Linked DNA regions of Homo sapiens: all the other regions are linked to region 2. A link is a loop called in an ENCODE intact Hi-C map of the cell type or tissue named here. Cell type or tissue: adrenal gland. All regions are shown on one strand.

The links. Hi-C counts contacts between places; a loop is a spot of excess contacts. Peaks named below come from ENCODE experiments on the same cell type or tissue, not always from the same donor. Only the 100,000 strongest peaks of a DNase experiment are listed, where the experiment ranks them.
Region 1: it touches region 2 in a loop (2.7-fold over the local background); 68 of 110 quality-filtered maps call a loop at or near these places.
Region 3: it touches region 2 in a loop (4-fold over the local background); 95 of 110 quality-filtered maps call a loop at or near these places.

The regions. Positions count from the first base shown.
Region 1 is chr6:160,084,785-160,092,784 of GRCh38, reverse strand. IGF2R (insulin like growth factor 2 receptor) reads right to left here. Exons shown (of 48, transcript NM_000876.4): 41 at 7,654-7,790; 42 at 4,638-4,752; 43 at 3,532-3,678; 44 at 2,682-2,869. Among named protein-coding and RNA genes, the nearest start is that of SLC22A1, 33 kb to the left of the region's middle. In adrenal gland, a CTCF peak has its summit at 4,200 (motif pointing left); a DNase peak (open chromatin) is centred at 4,404.
Region 2 is chr6:160,451,741-160,459,740 of GRCh38, reverse strand. It overlaps SLC22A3 (solute carrier family 22 member 3), which reads right to left. Exons shown (of 11, transcript NM_021977.4): 11 at 7,164-8,000. Among named protein-coding and RNA genes, the nearest start is that of SLC22A3, 110 kb to the right of the region's middle. In adrenal gland, a CTCF peak has its summit at 3,597 (motif pointing right); a DNase peak (open chromatin) is centred at 3,700; H3K4me3 peaks cover 496 bases; H3K27ac peaks cover 946 bases.
Region 3 is chr6:160,128,430-160,136,429 of GRCh38, reverse strand. It overlaps SLC22A1 (solute carrier family 22 member 1), which reads right to left. Exons shown (of 11, transcript NM_003057.3): 2 at 6,223-6,326; 3 at 4,044-4,198; 4 at 2,305-2,473; 5 at 96-210. Among named protein-coding and RNA genes, the nearest start is that of SLC22A1, 11 kb to the right of the region's middle. RefSeq lists an enhancer at 1,339-2,538. In adrenal gland, no CTCF peak of the experiment used is centred here; no DNase peak of the experiment used is centred here; H3K27ac peaks cover 212 bases.

The DNA of each region.
Region 1 (8,000 bases), 370 kb after region 2:
ATGGGGCCCAGAGACAGGCGGTGCGGCTCCGCTCCGGGAGGGCCCCACATTCTCGCTTGGGAGTAGCTGAAGCAGGGGCTGCTGAATGGACTGTTCCACAGGGCTGATGTGGGGAAGCAAACCGCCCAGCAGCTCCACGTCCTGATGAGAGACAGCTCTGCCCTCCCGAAGGAATGGCAAGCCTCAGGAAGAGATAGAAACTTCATTTCTTCATGAAAGATGAAAAGATGTCTTAAAACTAAAGCTACTTCCTGGGGCTGGTGAATGAAGAAAGTGAAAAGGTCTGAAAGGGATTTTATTTACCAAGAATGACTAAATGCGCATGCACAAGCACTCTGAAAGCTGGGGATCCTCAAAGGTCTGCTAGACATACCACTTGTGAACGTGGAGGTCTTATGTGTAACCAGACAAGTGGCCAGTGCTGCGCGATGGAGCGTGAAGACTCCTGCAGACACACCAGCAGTATCACCTGCTATGAGAAGGTGGGCCTTCCCAGGAGGGGCACTGGAGGTAGGTTTGGAATCCTGCAGACACACCAGCGGTGTCACCCTGCTATGAGAAGGTGGGCCTTCCCAGGAGGGGCACTGGAGGTAGGTTTGGAATCCTGCAGACACACCAGCGGTGTCACCCTGCTATGAGAAGGTGGGCCTTCCCAGGAGGGGCACTGGAGGTAGGTTTGGAATCCTGCAGACACACCAGCGGTGTCACCCTGCTATGAGAAGGTGGGCCTTCCCAGGAGGGGCACTAGAAGTAGGTTTGGAAGGATGAGGAAGGTGGGCCAAGGCATTCCAGCACCAAGAGCAGCATATGTAAACCCACCAGGTTACAGGGTGACTTTGGGAACTAGTGAATAACCTGATGGCTGAGGCATGTGTAGGAGCAGCAGCTTGCAAGGCTACCCTGGTACATGGGAGCCTCTCAGACATCTTCAAGCTGTGTCAGAGAGAGCCTAGACTTTCCTTCTCTGCATGATAGGGCCCCTGAAGGCTTCTGAAACAATCCTTCCTTCCTTCCTTTAATCAAGATTTACCGAGCACTGGGAAAGAGGACAGCAAGAGAAGGCACAACCTGTGACATGCAACATCTGATTCTGAATGACTGAAGGATTCACCGAAGTGTGAGGAAGGCAGAGAACAGAGAAACACAGAGTGCTAGCTCCGTGCTGTGGAGTTATGCAAGTGAATGAGGCTGATCAACTTTCCCATCATCAACTCACCCAGAAAGCAGAACATTCACTTTCCCAGTTCTATTCAGGGGCCACAGGTGCTATGAGCAGATGCACCAGGGCGCTGTCTACAATCTGTGACCAGGAGCAGCGATGCTGACCCAGCTTCCCTCCATCAGGTGCTGCCGTCGTGGAGATGCACTCAGCACCAGGGCACGGAGCACCTGCTCCTTCTCGGCGATGCGCTCAGCACCAGGGCACAGAGCACCTGCTCCTTCTCGGCGATGCGCTCAGCACCAGGGCACGGAGCACCTGCTCCTTCTCGGCGATGCGCTCAGCACCAGGGCACGGAGCACCTGCTCCTTCTCGGCGATGCGCTCAGCACCAGGGCACGGAGCACCTGCTCCTTCTCGGCGATGCGCTCAGCACCAGGGCACGGAGCACCTGCTCCTTCTCGGCGATGTGCTCAGCACCAGGGCACGGAGCACCTGCTCCTTCTCGGCGATGTGCTCAGCACCAGGGCACGGAGCACCCGCTCCTTCTCAGCCGCACCAGGGCACAGAGCACCCGCTCCTTCTCAGCGATGCGCTCAGCACCAGGGCACAGAGCACCCGCTCCTTCTCAGCGATGCGCTCAGCACCAGGGCACAGAGCACCCGCTCCTTCTCGGCGATGCGCTCAGCACCAGGGCACGGAGCACCTGCTCCTTCTCGGCGATGAGCTCAGCACCAGGGCACGGAGCACCTGCTCCTTCTCGGCAATGTGCTCAGCACCAGGGCACAGAGCACCTGCTCCTTCTCAGCTATCACTACTCTCCCCTCCCAGAGGACATGATCGGCAGCTCTTTGACATCAGAGCAGGCTGGGGTTTTCTTTAAACACACTTCATTTTTTTTTAAAGAGTTATTACATCCACACACGGTTCAAAAATCAAATTATGAAAGGTATATAGTTAAGACTAGCTGTTCAAAACAAAAGCAGCCTTTCACGATTATGTGAGGGAACAAAGGGCAACACCCTTATTAGTGCCAGTTTAAAACCTTCCTTCACACCCTGGACTCTGCCCTATGTGCGTCCTGGTTGATTTTAACCTACATCCTAACATTTAGGCCAGTTTCCTTTCATCCTTCTTACAAATATAAAATCTCTTACCCTTCTCTAATATTATTTGGCATTCCAAAATAAGGAAGTGTCATGGTTAAAACCAAATCAAAGGCAATTCTGACTGTGCACAGCTCAGCCTCCACCCAACCTCAGAACCACTGGATCAGACCAGGTTTTAGTTTTTTTGTACATTTACTTGATAACTAAGACACAATTTGCCTACAGTGAAATGCTTAGTTCTGACACGTATCGCTCAATCCACTGTCAAGAAATTCATAACAAAGTAAAGAATTAGACCAAGGTTTTTGTTTTAAAAGTGGTCCGAGATTTCAACTGAAGGGAGTTAGTTGAAAATTTTAATCCCCTTCCTTGGAGGAAGTTAAATGTGGAACTTTGTGGGAAGCCACGGATTACCTTGAAGGTAGTACTTGGTCTTGTCAGAGGTTCCAACTTTCCGACTGAAGTGCTGATCGTTGGGCTTCACCTGGCATATGTTGGCTCCAGAGCACGCCGGGTTTCTGGAGCTTGTGATGGAGGAAAGTTGGATCTCATACAGGTAGTTGTCCCCATTGGTCCTCATGTCCCCAGAGGCTCTGAACAGCCTGAAGAGACAGAAAAGATCACAGTGACATGGAAGTCCTTCAAGAAGGCATTCATGACATAAACCCTCAGTCCTCAGAATCACTGCAGGGCCCCAGGATGCTTCCTTTCCTAGGGAAAGGAAGCACGGACACGCTAGGGCAGCACGTCTGTGACCCCACAGCAATTCTGAGGACACCAGTTTCCCTCTCAAGAGGCTTTCTCCCCAACCAGTTCTGGCCTCTGAGTGCTAATCCACCTTCCTCAGGTGCCGTATCCAGCACCACACGGCCCTCGCCCTGTCTGTGCACCTCGGCCACCACCCCCAAGAGCAGCCCCAGTAACACTGCTGAGAAACTTATTTTCTAAACACTGGTAAGCCCAGAAGATTCCTGCTCAAACATGTCAGAAGGCTTCGGCTTCAACCCCTGAGATTATCATGAAGAGAGGGAGAAGGACGGGGGATTTATTTTTACACTCATGAGAATTCACCATCTTTGGTGTTAAAACTTAATGATTGAGTAACGCTTTTCCTCAGTTTAAGCAAAAGATGACGATGACTCCAGCAACAGTAACTAAAACACAGACCTATTTATCCTGCAGTGCTCCCCGATAGGGAAAGAGCGGCATTGCTGGTTTAATTTTGAACACATTTCACAGCTCAGAAGGAAAACGTTTTACTTACTTAAAATAAATATCTCCGAGGCTGAAGCTCTTGCCATTTATAGGGTTGGTGATGGTCCCATTCACCATCTGCACCTCCTGAGGCTTCACGGCGCAGGCAGCCCGGGAGTCCCAGCTGAAGTAGTAAGTGCAGCTGTCGATATCAAACCTAGGAGGAGGGAAGCACAGGCTACAGTCACTTCCCCAGCCAGACATAAGGGAAGACTGCAAAACAATGAACACTGCGGAGCCCTTGAAGCAGCTCACTGGCTTTCAGTCAAGGTGCTGCGAGACTTCAGTTGGGTCCCGAGGCCCCCACTCCCCGGGCTGCGCAGGCCTAGGCAGAATTTCCCGACTCAACACTGACGGCAGCTCGGAGCGAGGGTGGTTATTTTACTCACTTCTTTTCATCACCACAATGGACAGGGAAGATGACTGTGGTGCACACATCAGTAATGTGACAAAGCAGGCAAGCATTCAATATAAATTTTTTAAAATTTGTAAACCGTGCAACATTCAAAACCTGGAAAATTTGCTCCTAGATTTTTAGATTTTTGTTTAAGCTTCTCAGACTCATACATTCATAAATCCTTTGGCAATTTCTGAGTCACCCCTTTTCCAAACTCAGCGTCTGGAAGGAATCAGTTCTGTTCACAAACAGCAGCTCACATGCACCCTCTGTTGGCCAAGCTCTCCCTGGCACCAGATGCAATGTGGCCGGGAAAACTTGAATATAATCCAAGCACATCCCAGGTCCAGATGCAGGTCCCAGCTGCTCGAGGGTCCCAGCCAGGCTGCTTGAACACCTCGGGTGGGACAAATCCACGCCCCTTTGTTTCTACTATGACATTCAAAGGTAGAGGTCAGTTAAGTACTGCTCAGCCAGTGCTAAACCTAGTTCAAGAGACAAGCTAGCCCAGAGAAGTTGCACTGGTCTTGTAACAGTGTCTCAGCACTGTATCTGGAGGTCTTCCCTGCCTGGAGCAGCCCCGCCCAATACAGCACAATCAGCGGCTCTGGCCCTGAGCTCCTAAGACTCAGCCAAAACCTGCCCATGAAAACCCCAAGGAGGAATTCCCTCCAGTATGCTCACTGCACAGTCCCGCTCTGAGCCCCCAGTCTCCTGACCTCTTGAATGCAGGTCTGCCCACCGTCTTTGTACAGGTCAATTCTATCACGGAGGATGCGGTCTTATTTCCACCACACGGATAACCTTTGGAGTACGTGACAACAACTTTGTCACCTGAAACACACAAATGATTGAACTGACATTATTTCTAGTGCATTATAAAAAGCCTCAGGCAGGCGCAGTGGCTCACACCTGTCAATTCCAACACTTTGGGAAACCAAAGAGGGCAGATCACTTGAGGTCAGGAGTTAGAGACCAGCCTGACCAACATGGTGAAACCCCGTCTCTACTAAAAATACAAAAATTATTCGGGCACGGTGGCAGGTGCCTGTAATCCCAGCTACTCAGGAGGCTGAGGCAGGAGAATTGCTTGAACCCGGGAGGCAGAAGTTGCAGTGAGCCAAGATCGAGATGGCGCCATTGCACTCCAGCCTGGGCAACAAGAGCAAAACTCCATCTCAAAAACAAAAACAAAAAACAAACAAACAAAGCTTCAATGTTAGGAGTAAAAATCTGGTTTAAAGGCCAGAAGAAAATAAATTTTGGGCTCCCTAAAGGTTTATCGACCTGTTCTTGCATTCCCACACTCAGGGGTGGTCACCTGGCCCACTGCACAATTGTCACAGCCTAAGACCTGGGGTCAAACCCAAACCCTCCTACTCCCGTACTTTGTGGCCCTGGGTTGCTGAGCTTCTGAGCCTTGAGGGCCTTACCTGCAGAACAGGGCACTGTCCAAAGTGGGCAGGTTTCGGGCATGTATAGAAAGTGCCCAACAAACTCATGTGAACAGTGGGACCCCGGGTAATGGCAGCCTTCATTATCGCTCCAATTGTGTAAACTCTCTCTATCATATTAGGTGCTTTCCTGACAGGTACCCTCATGTGAGCCTCCCAGTAATAACAGAGCACAGAATGGAAAAAGTGAAAAGCCAGAAACAGAAACCAACTGTGGTTTTCTAGGGTCTTCTAGCTTTCAGTCGAGCACTGTCTGCTTTTAAAAGTGACCCATTAAAAGAAAAACCTGAGCCCTCGAACCCGCAGGGTCTGAGAGAAAAGTGAGTACATGCTTTAAGCTGCAGGTATCACTGGGGCAGCATGGCCGCCAGGTTCCAACTCTCAAGCCACCACCAAGAGGCTGCTTGTGGCTGCGCAGGGGGCTGTTCTGGGAACGGTCTGGGCCCAGCCTGGCTGCATGGACAGATGATGTCTCCAGGGCATGGCGCAGGGTGTCCAGGGGAAGCAGGTGCCTTCCACCCTGACCACACACACACAGATCCTTCCAGGCAGGGGCATGCGGTGGAGGCAACATGGGCACAGTGCTCACTTCCCGAGTGTTTTCCACAGGACACAGGCTGAGGTACTGAGGGCTGCTGGATGGTGAGGTGGGAGGTGGGACTCTAGGCTCTCAGGCCTGCCCCAAACTCAAAGCTGCTCCAGCTGAATTTGTTTTAAATATTGGGCTTCTGTGTAAAATTTTGGAAAAAAGAATTCCACTGTTTTACGGAAAATTTTTAAAACTTCTGGCATATGGGATCAAACAAGAAAAAACTTTAATAGTGTAGACAGCCCTTACTGATTGGGCAGGAGGCTCAACCTCCTCGGCTCAGGGGCCCAGCCTGTGAAACGGATGACAACGCTGCCCCATGGAGTGGATGGGGATTAAACATATATTAAGCACAGCTGCTTGAGACATGTTGGTTCTGAAAACAAAAAGTCTACCTCCCACCCCAACAGGGGTCCATTCCCTAAGCGGACAATGGGGGCACCGTGGTTGTCCTTAGATGCTGTCTTGTTGGCGCCAAAGATTAAGAGCTCATTTGGTGTCAGACACCAGATTATTTCTCGTTCCGGTCAGCAGGTGCTCAGGATGCCAAATGCCAGTCCCAGGAGAAAGCATGAGCTCTTCCCGCCAGGCGAGGCTGGACTTGCAAAATGGTGCTCTCCAAATGGAGGTGGCCTGCAGGTCACCGCTAAGAAGTCAGATGATCTAGTTCCATGTCACCCCCTGTGTTCACTACTCTCTTTTGCTCCTCCTGCCTCAAACTTTTAGGAAGCCTTAAGTGTTTTAGTCATTTCAGTTGGCTGAAGTTGGGGAAAGACTAGTCGAATATCCATATATACTGCAAGATTACAGGGGAAAAAGCAACCCTCCACGACCTTCCCTCCTTCCCCCTTCTGGGGCAGTGTGGGAGTGGCAGCAATAACTGACCTCTAAAGCAGTAAGAACCTCCCAGGGAGGGCGGGTCTCAGGCTGGCGGTCTGGGCGCCACTTCCTGTATGGCAGCTCTCCCTCCACCTACCAACCTGCAGAGTCTGTGTGTGATTTTTATCAAGGGTGGCAGTAGTTTTCTCGGAATTCTCTTTCTCCATCTCAACATCTCAAGCTAATCTGAAGTAGCCCTGTGGCTGAATCAGGACAACTCGGGAAACCCCACTCCAGCCTAAGAGGCAAAGGTGAATATTTTCCTTTACTGGTCCCTCCAACAAATCCTAATTGCTCTTACTAAGAAACCTCTATTTTCCTCCTTTAAATAATGAAAGAAAACAACTTTCACTCAGCAACCAAGTACAAGATCAATTTCCCGTGAAAAATTGTTAAGACATTTTACAAAGATGTACCTCTGAACTACCTGTACCAAGTCCTCATGCAACTGTTTGGCTTTCCTAAACAAACACGTGTGTTTATGCCAATTTAGGCACTTGATCTACAGCTAGAACGTGAACTTCAGAGGAACTCTGAACATTCTGAGACTTCCTCCTGGATAGACGCACTTCCCCGAGATAGCCCAACCCCTCTAAACACACAGACTAGGACCTGCAGTCTCATATAATACAAAGCAGCACTTATTTTAATGTGCCAGGAGAGCCAAAATGCCTGTGAGACAGTGACAGGCAATCATATCTGGAGGTTTCCACCAAAGCACATGCTCACTCTCCTTGCCATCCTGAGAACACCCTCACCTTCCCGGTTCAGATGCTGCTCCTTGAACCAAGGACCAGGACCCACAGGCCTTACCTATGACACCCAGCTTCTGCGTGTGAACGAGTCCCAGGACCTGGACGTCACCAGTTGTGGTCCTTCTGCAAATGCTGGCCCTTTCAGAGCAGCCCAGGGGCCCTTTATATATTTTCTGGCACAGATTTATATAGTACCTAGAAAACGACACAAAGGGGCAGGTAAAAGGCATGCAAGTGACGTCTCTGCCCTGACACAGGAGGGCTCTTCACTTTACTTTCAGAGAAAGGTTCTGATAACTAAGGGCTCCATTCCATCACTGAATGTAGCACTAAAATAGCTTTTCCAATTAAAAAAAAAAAGGGCAAAAGAAGTCTTCACTGAAGAAGGGAGCTCACCAACCAGAC
Region 2 (8,000 bases):
ATATAAATGTTCTTTGACAATGCCATTTTGTTCATGCAAGGTGCTTATTTCCAATCCTCTTTCATTTGATGTCTAGCATTTTACTGGATTCTTACAACCACGGTTTAGTAACATTCACAAGGAGGAAGTGGAGGATCCAGATGGAGCAACTTGCTCTGGGCACACAACACATTTGCAATTTTATACCCTCTTGATGATGTCTCGGCCAGACATTCTGCCCAGTCATCAATGCCCTCTTCAATTAATATGAAAGGACACACTTGGCATGAGATCCCAGTCGTGCACAGAATATACATGAGAAGTGCGCCTTTGTCATCCCTACTTTCAAAGGTGAAGGCCACCCTCAGCTTCTTGCATGCAACTCATGCCTTTCAAATGAAACCTTACATCTGTGTAGTCCATAGGCAACCACAGGCAAATGTGAGGGTGAAACGCTGTGTTCTACGTTGCTCTGTGTCATTGAAGCAAGGCAGTGCCAGCTCAGAGGGCTCTGGGGCCTCAAGGTAAGGATGCCTAGTTATAGGTACTGCAGCTCCCAGCTGGGCAGTCAAACATAACTGCTAATACTTCCCTTATAGGCCTGCCATCATCACTGACAGAGTAATCCCAGCCTGTCTGCCATCCCCAAATTACGTGGTCACCGCCTGGATTGAATGTTATGTCACTGGCTGGGGAGAAACCCAAGGTGAGATCAATTCCATTGCCCGTATAACAAATTGTTTTTGACCTACAGTGCATGTTACAAAATGAGCATTTTAGAGATCCTTGTACAAATTCCTATCCATGAACATTGTCCAACTCTCCTGACTTTGCCTGGGCACCTGTCTATGTCTCCATAATCAGTCTTCAAGGGATGTGGGCAAGGGGAGGGGGCCATTTCTTTGAGTCTCTCTCTTTTTTTGCTTTCAGAATCTTTTTTTAAATGATCGTATGTTTCCCTTACACCAAAAGCAAGCAAAAAGCCAGTAGAGGTCACTGAGTCTCTTAATCATAATTTCAGCGTTCATATTGCTTCCCAGGTAAGTGGGGTTTTGACCCAGATCTCAAGTTAAGGGTGTTAGATTATTTTTCATTTGAAATTCACCAGACTGGGTTTCTAAATATGATGTAAAACAATAACAACAAAAGTTATAGTTAAACTAGTCTTCTTCCCAAATACCCACATGTCTAACGTGTGTGGGAGGGTGTTAGGCAGGGGACCTACATCTGGGGAAGAGGCAGACAGGCCCCGTGGCCCCAAATCTAGGATGGCATTTGATATTGGTTGATGGGTGAGAGCAAGATAGGGAACACTTGTGCAGGATGTGGTGTCAGCACCTGTATTACATTTTAAGGATTCCTTCTCTTTGCAGTATGCTCTGACAATTATTATACCCATCAGCCTTACCCCCTTGGCAGTAGGAAAACTAAAACTCTTAATGTCTCAATTCCGCTTTCTCAGAGGTGCAGGTGAGGGCGTAGGGAGTCTGGGGCCCTGGAAAAGCGTTCTGACTCTGCCACTAGCCAGATAGACCTGAACTACACACGTTACCTCTTTGTATCACTTGGCTCTAATCCCTGTAAAACCAGCATTTTCAAATGGTGCTTTGCACATCAGCCTTTTGTATAAGCTTTCATTTAATGAAATGTCTTTTGGGTTTTTAAAAAACGTTAAAAACCACTGGCCTAGATAATTTCAAAGCTGGGTTCCCTATTTCTGTCTCTTTCCTATTATATTTAAAACCTCACCTCCTTGACTTCTTGTTCCCTTTTTCTGCACTGCTTAGTCTGGGAGCAGTGAGGCCAAATAAAAGGAAACTTGGCTTGAGGGACACCTATGGGTGTGCCAGGCTGCTCCTGGTGTTTGCATATTTTAAAATTTAAATACTAGAAACCTCTCCGCGTTAGGTATTGTTGTTTCCATTTTACCATTGAGGAAGCTGGGGCTCAGAGAAGGTGCAGGGTGGTACAGACAAACCTGAATTGGAACCCTGGCTCCCGCCTATGGGCTGTCGGGACTTAGAAAAGTCGTGAGCTCTCGCTGATTGTTTCCTAGCTGATGTGGGCTGCAGGGCTGTTACAGGGAAATAATAAGAAAGTGCATCAAGTGCCGAGCACATCCTAAGCACTCCACCATGGCAGCTCCTACTAATAATATGGAATAGAGTTGAATCTAACATGACTCTTTCTTGCAAGTGACAGAAAATCCAACTCAAATTGGATTAAGCAAAACAAGGCAAATTCTTAGTGAGCTGAAAAGTCTTCAGGCTCACATTAGGCCCCAGACCCCAGACCCTCCCAATCATGGAGTAGGCACTATTTGGGGCACAAAGGTGACACTCCCGTGGCTGCAGATGCTGTGGTGGCTCTGGCTCTGTTGAGAAAGAATAAGAAAGGCCACTCTCTCCCTTACATGAACAATAGTCTGTCCACTCTGAGAGACTGAAATTGGGTCATGGTCCTGCCCCTGAGCCCGTCACTGATTGGCTCTGACCTGCATCAGCTGTTCCATGCTGAAGGTGGAGGCAGGACCCCATTCATACCCAGAAGGGAGCAAAAGGTAGATCCCTCACCAGAATTATGGGATGTAGGGTGAAAGGCTGCTGGGCAGCCAGAAAACAAACAGATCCTCTACAATACTTCAACTGATGAAAGCATGAAGCTAAAATCATAAGGATCCGGGTGTGAGTTCTGTCTCTCCCATATTCCATGTGACGTTGGGCAGTTATTTAATCTCTTTTAGCCTCAGCTTTCTCATCTGTACTTACATATAAGGTCATTGTGAGGATTAGGGTTATTAATCATCGCCGTCATCCCCGTCCACCACTTATCATCATCCTCCCCATCAACATCATCACCACCACCGTCATCATCATTACTACCATTACCATCACCACCATTCCACCACCATCACCATCATCACCATCACCACCGCCATCATCATCATTACTACCACTACCACCGCCATCACCACCATCACCATCACCACCATTGCCATTATCACTACCACCACCATCATCACCATCACCACCACCATCACCATTATCATTACCACAACCATCATCACCACCACCATCATCACTATTATCACTACTATCACCATCACTATCACCACTATCATCATAAATAAACATCACATAACCGGCGTGTAACCGGGCCTTGACCCCAGAGCCCACTCGCTGTGTCCTCTCTCCCACCCCCTTCTGCACATTTCTAACCACCATCCTGCACTGGCTCCCTGTCTCCTCTGGTCTCACCCACATGTCCACTGAGAAAATGATTCTCAGAACACTAACTAGACCAGGAGGAGTCACAAAACATAACTCAGATCTGTTTATCGATTTTCTATATGTTGATGACATCAGATCAATGGGTGTTCTCAGCTTCTCAGAGGGAGGTCGAAATTCTCCCCCTCTCCCCTTCATGTTTCCAGACCTTCCTTGACTTGGATATTCCAAATGCAGAGTAGGTGTTGAGGCCAAGGGGCTCTTCCGTGTCAGCCCCATCCACAATCACTGGGCTAATCTTGTGGCCCTCTCCCCAGGACCCAATCAGGGAGGGCTTCAATCCTCAAGGTCACCCGTGGCCCCCCGCCCTCAGAGGTGCCATCTCTACATTGGCCACTGGATGGCAGCACATACTCACAGACCGCGTCAATTTCCTGGCAACTAGTGGTGGGTTTACCTCCTGATCAGGATGTTTGCCTTGCTCTGAGAGCAGATCTGAGAGCAGTGATATCTAACTTAATTTTCAGCAAAATATTTTGAAAAGGGTGCTCCCTCACCCATCTACACAGTCCACGTCATGCACCCCCTGCCCGATGCTTGGTAGCCAGGAGGAGCTTCCTCCATGCAGCTCCTTCCCGGCTAGGGCTGAGCTGGGCTCTGGAGCCAGGCTCTGGGAAGAGCCTCTTCTACGCTGCTCATGTAAACTCCAGATTCAGTGTCAGTTTTCTGAACCTGAGACAATGATCTAAGTGCAGTCCAACACTTTGGGGGAAGAAAGAAAGAGTGCCTCAGCTTTTGCCTGTGTCATGCTCGCAAAGCAAAATATTTTGAGAAATTCTAATCAAAGCTGGGCTTGCAAAATTGGAAAACGATTATTTGTGAGAGCACTGAGACATCCTTGGCGTGTCCATCTGGAAAAACAGCATTCCCTCTGGCAGTTTAGCAGATGTTCTGTTTCAATTTGGCAAAGGAAATAAAGCAGTTTTTCACAAAAGAAAAACTACAACTAGGAGAATTGTCCCTAGTTGTATTTCTTCTCCCTAATTGTCAAGGAAGTGTAAATCAGAAAATGAATCAGGACAATTTCCACCTACTATGTTAGCTAATCTTTTAAAAATTGAATACTCACAAGGGTGAGGAGAATTGTTTCCAGTAACATTTTATACTGTCACACACTTTTAGAAAATAATTTGGGAGTGTTACCGCGAGATGGAAATATGTCAACATAATTATGGGAACTTAGACTTCAGAAAAGAAACGAGAATGAACTTTATGAACAAACATGTGGAAGATTGGAAGCAAGAGTGGGGCCAGTGTGCACGGGGAGGAAGCATTTGGGCAGTGACTCCGCAGACCCAGGCTCAAGCTGAACTACACAACCTCCTTACACCTCAGTTTCCTCAGCTGTAGAACAGGAATGATAAAAGTGCCTGTTTCATAGGACGGTTGTGAGGATGAAGTGAGATACACCACATTAAGAGCTTGTGCCTGAAAAGGTTAATTCTTAGTAAATGACGACTATTCTTTTTATTGCAATAAAATATACACAACATAAGAGTTAGGATTTTAATTATTTTGCAGGGTACCACTGAATGGCATTCAGTACATTCACAATGGTGTGCAACCATCACCATATTTTCAGAACATTTTCCTCATCTCAAAAGGAAACCTCATGCCAATTAAGCAGTCACTCCCCATTAAAATATTAGTTATGAAGATTGTAGCATTATTTTAAAAACTCATGATATACATTGATTGAAAAAATCAGTATATAAAATTGTGCATTATGATGTAAGTAGTAAAGAAGCATATAAAAAATCTGAAAAAGTATATAAAAAGAATAGCAATTGCATTTCTCAGACTCTCTTTACATTGTAAAAATCATTTTCATACTTTCAAAAGAAAAGCAAAAAGTACACAAACAACAACGAACGTAAAACACCATGACAAAGCCCAGATCGTTAAACCCAGATCTCAGGAACACAGAATCATATATGATGTTTACACTCTCCAAGGTCAGAGAGTCCAGCGGCATTGGGAGCTGCCTTGTGTTCTGCAGCCTCACGGACAGACAGGAGGTCCAGTGCCACTGCTCTGTTCTTCTGGTTTTCCTCCTAAACATGTTTTGGGTTCAGCAACCATTTCTTTCATCTTTTAAACACAGGTACCTTTGGGGCTGGCCTTCTCAAGGAAGCCCCAGCTTCTTGTGATTGAGAATAAAGTGTGCAATCGCTATGAGTATCTGAATGGAAGAATCAAATCCACTGAGCTCTGTGCTAGGCATTTGGCTGGAGGCACTGACAGTTGCAAGGTAAGAAAAGGTCAAGAGACCAAAGTTAGTCTTGTGCTCTCCCTTCTTGGTCTCAGCCCCTTAGACTTCAGTCCCAAAGAGGCAAATTCTAGAAGGATTTGTCAACGTTAGACCCCAGTCTAAGTGTTGTTTAGAAACTGCCTAGATCTGTCCCTGAATGCGTATTCAGATCATCTAAGGGGATGTCTTGGGGCTTGAGTTCCAGATCGGTAGCAAGGGAGTTTTAAGTGCCGTAACTACCTCAGGCCACTCACCCTCCTGGGGTGTGCTGGTGGCCAGGGACTAAAGTGGTGACTTTTCCGACAGGGAAGGAGGTAGAGGGTACAGGACAGAGACCAACTGCACATACTTTACAGTGATGCCCAGGCTAGGCCAGTCTAAAGGAAACACCAACACAGGAAGGGATGTGTGCAGGATTCACAAGGGTTTTTTTTACCCCTGGGAGAAACTAAGTGGTGTGGTTTCGCTGAATAGATTTTGCTAAGTACTTAAGCACTGCAGATGCTCCAGTAATATGCCCATAAGTTCCTTTCCAATTTCAATTACTGGGAAAATATACATATGGACAATAGATGGATGCCACAATAAAAGGCTGGCAGCCTAACCCTCACATGAATTTTTCCCTACCTCTATTTAGGGTGACAGTGGAGGGCCTCTGGTTTGCTTTGAGAAGGACAAATACATTTTACAAGGAGTCACTTCTTGGGGTCTTGGCTGTGCACGCCCCAATAAGCCTGGTGTCTATGTTCGTGTTTCAAGGTTTGTTACTTGGATTGAGGGAGTGATGAGAAATAATTAATTGGACGGGAGACAGAGTGACGCACTGACTCACCTAGAGGCTGGAACGTGGGTAGGGATTTAGCATGCTGGAAATAACTGGCAGTAATCAAACGAAGACACTGTCCCCAGCTACCAGCTACGCCAAACCTCGGCATTTTTTGTGTTATTTTCTGACTGCTGGATTCTGTAGTAAGGTGACATAGCTATGACATTTGTTAAAAATAAACTCTGTACTTAACTTTGATTTGAGTAAATTTTGGTTGTGGTCTTCAACATTTTCATGCTCTTTGTTCACTCCACCAATTTTTAAATGGGCAGATTGAGGGGGTTGTGCTGTTTTTGATAAGGAACAGAGCACAAAGACCTGAGCAGGCTGCAAGGTCACAGAGGGCAGAGCCGAGAAGTCCTAGGAAGTTGTCCATGCATTTACCTCATCAGCTAACGAGGGCTTGACACACATTTTTATGTCTTTATACCTAACTCTGAGATGAATGTTTTCAAAGCTGCAACATGTATGGGGAGTCATGCAAACCGATTCTGTTATTGGGAATGAAATCTGTCACCGACTGCTTGACTTGAGCCCAGGGGACACGGAGCAGAGAGCTGTATATGATGGAGTGAACCGGTCCATGGATGTGTAACACAAGACCAGCTGAGAGTCTGAATGTTATTCTGGGGCACACGTGAGTCTAGGATTGGTGCCAAGAGCATGTAAATGAACAACAAGCAAATATTGAAGGTGGACCACTTATTTCCCATTGCTAATTGCCTGCCCGGTTTTGAAACACTCTGCAGTACACGTGTCACAGGAGAATGACCTGTGGGAGAGACACATGTTTAGAAGGAAGAGAAAGGGCAAATGTACATTTTTTACGATTTAAAATTTTAATTGTTACCAAACAAAAATATCCACTCAAAATACAATTCAACAATGCAACAGTCATCTTACAGCAGAGAAATGCAGAGAAAAGCAAAACTGCAAGTGACTGTGAATAAAGGGTGAATGTAGTCTCAAATCCTCAAAGAGTTGTGTTTATTTCATCGACAAATAGATTATTCGTATTCAATTCTGATGTGTTTTAAAGACTAAGATGCTCATTTTACGATTAGCGCACATGTGTATATTGTCACCTGTTCTCCTTAGAAAAATGCTCTTCCTCATGGTTAATGTTTCCCTTTGGTACCAATTTTGCCTGTTTGCATAAAGTATTTCATTTTTAAAACTCAGCATAAAATATAGACTGCATCTGAAAAGATATTGAATATAACATATAAAGCAGAACACACAAGTTCCACATTTCAAAAGCCTCGATAACAAAAAAAGAAAGATCAAATCCCTTATTAGTCTCTGTAAAGTCATTTATAAAGCTCCTGCTGATCCTGTTAAGCATGGATATAATTGATCTTTCTTTTAAATTAAAATGTAAGCTTTTCCCCAAGACATGTCAAAGTGCTAAGAATGAATAGGAATTGTCCATGTTTTTCGCTTTTGACCACGGGCACCATCGGAACTGAACTCACAAATATAAGAAAAATATCCCTTCACTTTTAAAATCCTAAGACCCAGAAATCAGAATCCATGGGATTTGTTTAGTAAAGAAGGGAATCTGTGGCTCTAGGTGTCCACTAAAGGAGAGCCAAAAATGTCCCAAATAATCTCAGAACCACAGCATCATTTTGTAAATAACAGAGCCAAGTCCTCA
Region 3 (8,000 bases), 320 kb after region 2:
ACAGTTCTGCTCTTTCCCCTGGCAGCCCCAGACGAATCTGCACCAGAACCCAGCCCCAGATTCAGTGATGTGAGATACCCCTTCCTAGATTTCACCTTTAAATCAGCAGGAGGCAACTTCCCATTCTTTTGAGCGATGTGGTCCATTATCTTTATTGCTTCAGTGTTTCTTTTTTGTGATAACAGCCACCGAGGGGACTCCGGCACACACCTGCGAACACCACTCATCACTATCTGGCATTTTCCTCGGTCTGACGTTCAGCCCTGAGCGGGGTGATGCTGTTGCTCAGTGCAGCCTGCCCTCCCCACGTTGGGGCTGTAATCCCTCAAGAGGATGAGGACCTGGGGTCACTGTGCGCTAGCCCATGTGGCCCAGGTCACAGCTCTGTGGGTCACTCAGACTCCTAGTGTCACCTAAGATTTATAGACCAAAAGGGAGCCATCGCTTCCTATGTAGCCTTCCTTCTGTGCAGCAGGGGCCTCATCTCTCCTGGGGCAGCCTTTGTCCCCCACGGAAAACACTCACAGAGCAGATGCTCCATGTATATTACCCGATGACACCAGGACATCTCCAGGCAATACAAGGGCTGTTGAACACTTCTCAAAATATTTCTCAAACAAAATAAAATGTATTTACTGTCCTTTAAAATCAAATCAACACCATGCTGTCTATTTCAAATGGGACGAGGAGGGTACAACTCAAAGACTGGGCCTCTCTGGCATAAGGGTCTTCTGAAAGCTGGCCGGCATTGACTGCCTCACCCTGCCTGAGCATGCAGAATTTGCCTTTCTGCTGGAGAGATCCCTGTTTCACAAGGACGAGGCAGGGGAAGGGCAGGCTCCTCAGAACTCCCTGGCCATACGTGTACAACTCTTTCATTTAGAGAGACTGGGTTAACTCTAGTGCCACCCACAGATGAGGTCTGCTCTCAGCAAAACTAAGACAAAAGGTGGAGGGATGAGAAATTCCTCTCTGTGGACCTTTCTGCTACCCCCTCTTCCCTCCACCACAATAAAAACTGACCTGTGGAGTTCTTTGCCCTTCAGACTCTGCGAAGCACTCACAGCTAATATGATTAACACCTTGTTTGGACTGATTCTGTGTCATAATGGCTCAGGGTACACAGTCCCCAGAGAAGGTTGCATTGAGCAGGCCTGTTGTTCCTTCATTCTGTCACTCATTCATTCAATCAAGATCAAATGCCTGCTCTATGGCTAGATGAGAGGTATTTCAGTGTCTTAATAATAATACCAATAGTACTATAAAAATGAAGAAGTGGGAGAAGAGCAGAGATGACAGCAGAGAGGAAGAGAAGAGGGGGAAGAGGGAGAGGATCAAGAAGATAACAGAGCATCTGACTTCATGCCAGCACCCCTGGGACGGACTCTAGGGGACTCTCGGGAGTGGTAGCCATTGCAGTGGGATTGCCACCTGTGGAGCCTTTCCTACCACTGGACGCTGATACAGATTTCCCAAGGCCACTGAGCAACCCTCAAAAAGCTGCCTCCTTCACCCGGGAGTGAGGTTCAGCCTTGTGTTTCTGGAAAGTGCACATGCTGAGGCCCTGAGTTTTCCTGGATTTCTGTCCGACTCTTGGCATGGCCCACCTTTATCTGGGGGAACCTATCTAAAGAGGCTTTGTCTGAGGAAAGCTCCACATGTAACCTGGGCCGCCTGGTAATAACAGAACAACCTGAACAGTACAAGCGGTGGGAAGCGCTGGCTCCACGCAGCCCCATGCGATATGCGTGTGGGAAACCCCAGGCTCTGTGCAGCCCTATGCATCATGCCTGTGGGAAACCCCGGGCTCTGTGCAGCCCTATGCATCATGCGTGTGGGAAACCCCGGGCTCTGCTCATCCCTATGCATCATGCATGTGGGAAACCCCGGGCTCTGCTCATCCCTATGCATCATGCATGTGGGAAGCCCCAGGCTCCCCTCATCCCTATGCATCATGCGTGTGGGAAACCCCGGGACCAGCTCATCCCTATGCGTCATGCGTGTGGGAAACCCCGGGACCAGCTCATCCCTATGCGTCATGCGTGTCGGAAACCCCGGGACCAGCTCATCCCTATGCGTCATGCGTGTGGGAAACCCCGGGACCAGCTCATCCCTATGCGTCATGAGTGTGGGAAGCGCCGGGCTCCGCGCAGCCCCATGCGTTATGCATGTGGACACCATGGCCTTTGGAAGACGGCCTGTAGGCGCCCCCCACTCCAAGAGACTGGTCCCTCGAGAGGACAGAAAGCGCAGCCAGAGGGGTGGCCGGCGCCCCTTCCCCGTAGGCAGGAGGAAGGGCCTCACCAGTAGTAGAGCAGGAAGAGGAAGGTGGGCAGGGAGACTGCCAGCTGCAGCCAGCGCCAGTGAGGCAGGGCGTAGGCCAGCCCGGTAAGCGCCACCAGCCCCACCGTGAAGGCCATCTGGTACATGATCGCCACCGTTCTTCTGGAGCCCGAGCCAACAAATTCTGTGACTGAAACAGGAGGTGTGGACGTTATGCGGGTTCCTTGCAGGAGCCCAGGAGCCCGACGCCGTGCGTTCAGAAGCTCGGGGCCCCAGTCCAGCTTGTCTCCCCGCGGGAAGCTCCCACCCGGCCTTGCCCAGCCTCACCTGCTCCCAGGCTTCTCTCTTGTGTGTCTCCCATTTCTCCTTCCCGCAAACCACAGCCGCGCTCACGCCTCCCCTTCTCTCTGGGGCCCCGGACCCATCAAACCGGGGCCCCGGACCCATCAAACCAAGGCCCCGGAGATCCACCAGGCTGCTTGGCTCTCTGGCTTTTCCCTGACCGTCGCTTTCCGCGTCTGCTCCTTTACCATCTGCACTCCCCTCTGCCTGCTTCAGGACTCAGTCCACTGGCCTCTCCTCCCCAACGCCTTCCTCGAGAAGCTCCAGACTCAGCTGGAATATTTGTCAGGACCCCAGGGGTGTTCATTCATTTAGCAAATATCTTTGAGTGCCTCCTGGGGACCTGGTACTGTGCGGGGTGTCTGAGGCACATCGTTAAGCATAGGAGGTAGAGTCCTGCCCTGGGAGACCTCATTTGGCAGACGCTCCACATCACAGATAAGAGAATGCAATCCTATGTTAGAGCGTGATACGTGTAACGGGAACAAAAATGAAAAGGGGAAAAGGAAGTCAGGGGAGTCGTGGGTGGAGGGGCTGCGGGTGGTGTTGGAGCGTGGATGTGGCCCCGGGTCAGACCCCCCAAACCATGTGTGGGACGGTGCCTAGCAGCAGAGGCTGTCACAGGCTCCACACGCATGGGGCTGAGCCAGCTCAGCTTCACCAGGCTGCTCATGGCTTCTCAAGGCGGGAACGTGGATCCTCTTGGCCCTAGTGAATGAGTTCTCAGAATGCCAAGTGATAGCACCTTGTTTTCAAAGATGAAAAGACAGGCTATTTCTTTTTTCTCCCCCACAAATGAGTAAAAGTGTGGCTCATCCTCACTGCTGGCTGCCGTGCCCTGGCCTGGGGAAGTACAGATGACTCTTAGGCTGCATTCCTCCCGGAAAGGGTTTTTTGTTTTGTATTCTTAACCTTAGAATATTTGAAAGGGAAAAAAAGGCTGATATGTAAAACTCCTCATGTTGGTTTATACTTCAACTTTTTCAAAATCCTGATTTTCACAATCCTTATTTTATTTGCTCCTGTTTTCTTTCCTAATTCTTGAGTGCCATTCAAGCCCGTCAAGTTTGCTGTATTTATTTTAAGGAGTTGCTGGTTCTTTCTTATGTAAAATGCTAGAATATTCTCTCACTTATCTCCTCTTCTGCACCCCATCCTGACTGCTGTGAGCACATCAGCATGGGGTCTTTTTGTTCCCCAAATAGATTAGTTGATTAATAGGTCAGTAATCTAAGTGATAATTTAAGTGTCTCAGACACAAAAAGAGAGGAGGCCATTCTAGCCCATGTCCTGCCCTAGTCACATAAATACAAGGAACTGGTGCCCCGCAAGCTCCTTGACCCCACAAACAACCCCCTACCCACGTTAGGCCCATCCCATTCTACCCTGAGACCTGGCCTCATCCCCATGATAATTACTTAGGGTGTAGCCAGCCATCCAGTTGCCCTTGCTGACCAGGCCCTGCAGCAGGCGGAAGAGCAGCATGGACATGTAGTTGGGCGAGAAGGCCATGAGCACGCCCGACACCGCGTTGACCAGCACAGTTCCCAGGAGACACAGCTTACGGCCAAACCTTCAGAGAGAAGGAGACATGGAGGGCAGGTGGGAGAGGTTGAAATCTGGGGTCAGACATGCATGGTGGGATGCCAAGGGTCACAGTCGGAGGCCACCGCACCACTGTCCTGGGAGACTGCAGGGTCTATCAGGACAGCAGTGCCCAGTGCACCGCCCAGCCTGCTCATCTGTCCCAACAAGCTCCGCAGCCCTTCCGGGTCTGAAGAGGAGTCTGAGCGCTCCCAGCAGCATCACAGCTCAGCCGGGCAGTGCCCGCAGACCCTCTCCAGTTCACGCCTGTCCCCTTGCCTTATCTTCATATTTAGCAGATGGCATCATTATTATCGCCACTGGTCAGGCTGCACCCAAACCAGGCTTCCTTCCTCCCATAGTCTTATCAACCATCATGGAAGCTTTTCAGTGCCATATTCAGCTCTGATAGTGTAGCCATACAGGGCTGTTTCTCTTCTCCTTTTTCCGGGAATGAAATGGGCAAATTACTCGCTGGGATTGCACTGTTCCCACCCAATTTTTTGACCACACCCCATGTTCTCCAAGAGCCAAGGAAAGAAGCCAAGGGCAGACCATGCAGTGTGCCCGCCCACCCACGCTCCCCACCCGCCTGCCGCCCCCGTCCCCTCTGCCACCCCCATCTGCCTCCACTAGGCCACTTCACTTGTCCACCTTGTGTCCCCTGGCCTCAGACCTCCACCCCGCCTCAGGACAGCCCCAAACCGGCCAGTAAACCCTTGCCCTTTGTGAAAACATAGGAACTTCTGCCAGAACCCACGTCTTCTAACCAGGGATGCTCAGCCCCAGTGGCGGCACCTGGCTTCGTCCCCTCTCCCTGTCTCCTGCAGCGGCATCTGGGTCTGTCTCCTCTCCCTGTCTCCTGGGGCAGTGCCTGGCTCTGTCCCCTCTCCCTGTCTCCTGGGGCAGTGACTGGCTCTGTCCTCTCTCCCTGTCTCCTCCAGCGGCACCTGGCTCTGTCCCCTCTCCCTGTCTCCTGCAGTGGCGCCTGGCTCTGTACCCTCTCTGTCTCCTGGGGCAGCACCTGGCTCTGTCCCCTCTCCCTGTCTCCTGCGGCAGCACCTGGCTCTCTGTCCCTTCTCTCTGTCTCCACCTCTGAGCTGGGCCTCAGACCCCCAGCCAGGCCTGGGTTCCCTGGCCCCTGTCTTCTTCCTGCATCCCTGACTCCCTCCCCTATCAGCCTCCTCATCCTGGACCCTCCCCACACTCTTTTAAAGAGTTGTTCACACAACTCCACTCTCCTGCCTTCGGGTTTTCTCCAACCACCCTGTCCTGGGTGCCAGGCCCCCCACAGCAGATTCTGACCACTCCTCCTCGTGGTCTCCTGGTGCATTTCCACAAGCGCCCTGGAGAACAGTTGTCCTTCGATCTCGCTGCCATTTTTCCTGTCTCCTTTCCCAGGGCACTTTCCCTGCCTACCTTTCTGCATTGCAGTTCTCTCTCGACACCCTCTTCCAGCACATCCTGATATGCTGTACAGCCTTAAATACCAACTACTGGTGACAAACCCCCGATATTGAACTCCAGCCCAGACCCCTTTCCAGAGCTCACTCACATACCCAAGTGGCTCCTTGGCATCTCTTCGTAGATGTCTCAGGCCGTGCAACTCATCTCCAAACCTAACATCTCTAAGAGCCCTAGTTTCCTCCATAACCTCTCCCCTATCAACCGCTGCAACAAAATCCCTTCCTAACCCTCTGCATCCCATCTCAAAATGGCCTCACGACCAGGCACCTGCTGGAAGCATCAATCTTGGCTGTGTCCCCGCTTTCTCTCAGCCCACTAACTGTACAATCTGCATGCAGCTTGGACTCTGAAACACACCTCAAATCTCTCCACCACTCCCCTGGTAGCCCCACAGTATCCCAAAGCAGGGGCCACTGTGTCTTGTCTCCAGCAGCTTCTGCAGTTAATTCCAACTGGTCATGTTCTCCACCACTGAGAACAGATTCGCCCTTAGAATCTGTTCTCATGACATTCAGAGGAGGCTTACCTGGACTGGCCTTTACATACCTGTCTGCAAAGTAGCCAACACCGAGAGAGCCAAACAAGAAGCCCGCATTCAAACAGGACTGAAAGAGGTCCAGCTTCCAGGAGTCAGCACACACCAGGTTGAACTGCCAGTCATACCACGGCAAGAGGAGGACGAAAAGCACAGAACCATGTGTGAGTCAGGACTACACCCTTCCATCCTCTCTTCAGCAAAGCAAATGCAGTTCATCAAACTCGGTATCCCTGGGCTGTTTCACAGAGTTTTCTCCTACTACATTTTCATAAGACAAATTCAAAGTTTCTGATGAATCACTCAGCAAATATCAAATGCAACTAACCCTCGAACAACATGGGTTTGAACTGCGCGGGTCCACTTACAGATTTTTTTTTTTCAATAAAATTTACACCGAGTGTGCCTGTCTCTTCTTCTACCTCTTCCACCTTTTCTGCCTCTGCCCTCCAGGACAGCAAGACCAAGCCCTCTTTTCCTCCTCCTCCTTAGCCAACTCCACGTGAAGATGATGAGGGTGAAAACCTTGATGATGATTCACTTCCACTTCGTGATGTTTTTCCACTTCCTTAAGTTTTTCTTAACATTTTCTTTTCTCTAGCTTACTTTATTGTAATAATACAGTGTATAATACATATAACATACAAGATATGTGTTCATTGGCTGTTTATGTGATTGGCAAAGCTTCCTTCCAGTCAATAGTAAGCTATTAGTTGTTAAGTTTCTTGAGATAGACTGTGCCTTATGGTCACATGTGGGTGGGACCAAAGGTTAGGAGGACATCAGAGGCTCCCATGCACCAAAAGCCAGGGGAGGGAAGATATCAAGGTGGAGGGGACAGAGGAAAAGACAGGCATGGGCTGCTGGGAAGGGCTTGTTTTGTTTGGGTTTTTGGAGAAGGCAGATATTCCCTGCGTTTAGAGGCCTTGGGGAAGAAAACCAGGAGTGGAGGGACATCCAAGAGTCCTACCTCCCATAGCACAGAGCATGGTGATGCTGGCACATGCCTAGACATGGTAGAGGCTGGAGGGCAGAAGAATGGCCCCTTCCTCTTTAGAGTTGAGACAGGCAGAAAGAGTGGACTCTGGGGAGAACAGAGGGTGTTGGGTGGAGGCCTCTCGACCCTTTCAGTTCCTGGTACAGCCCCTCCTGGGTGGTCGACACATCCTTCCTGCCCCCGTCCCTCCACACTGCTTTGTCTGCATCAAGTCCATGGCTCCCCTAACCAGAATACTGTGGAGTACGATGGCAGTGAGTCACTTCACAGCCCTGGGCCTCAGTTTCCCTGTCTGAAACGTGTGTTGTACCCATTCCATCACACCCATAGGGCTGCTGGGTGCATTGGAGGGGAGAAATCACATGCAGATAGCTTTAATAAATAATAAACCCTTTTATTTTAGAAACAGGTTTTATTACCCCCACTTCCAACCCTCAAATCTCTAAAGTTGCCAGTTTGAGCCACACCATGCCCCGATCCTGGGGTCAAACATTCAGAACTGGCTTTGTGCAGTGGCTTATGCCTTAATCCCAGCACTTTGGGAGTCTGAGGCAGGAAGATCGTCTGAGCCCAGGAGCTTGAGACCAGGCTGGGGCAACAGAGTGAGGCCTCATCTCTACAAAATATTAAAAAATTAGTCAGACATGGTACCATGTGCCTGTAGTCCCAGCTACTTGGGAGGCTGAGTTGGGAAGATCAATTGAGCCCAGGAGGTTGAGGCTGCAGTGAGCTGTGTTCAAGCCACTGCACTCTACTCTGGATGACAGTGTGAGACCCTGTCTCAAAAACCAA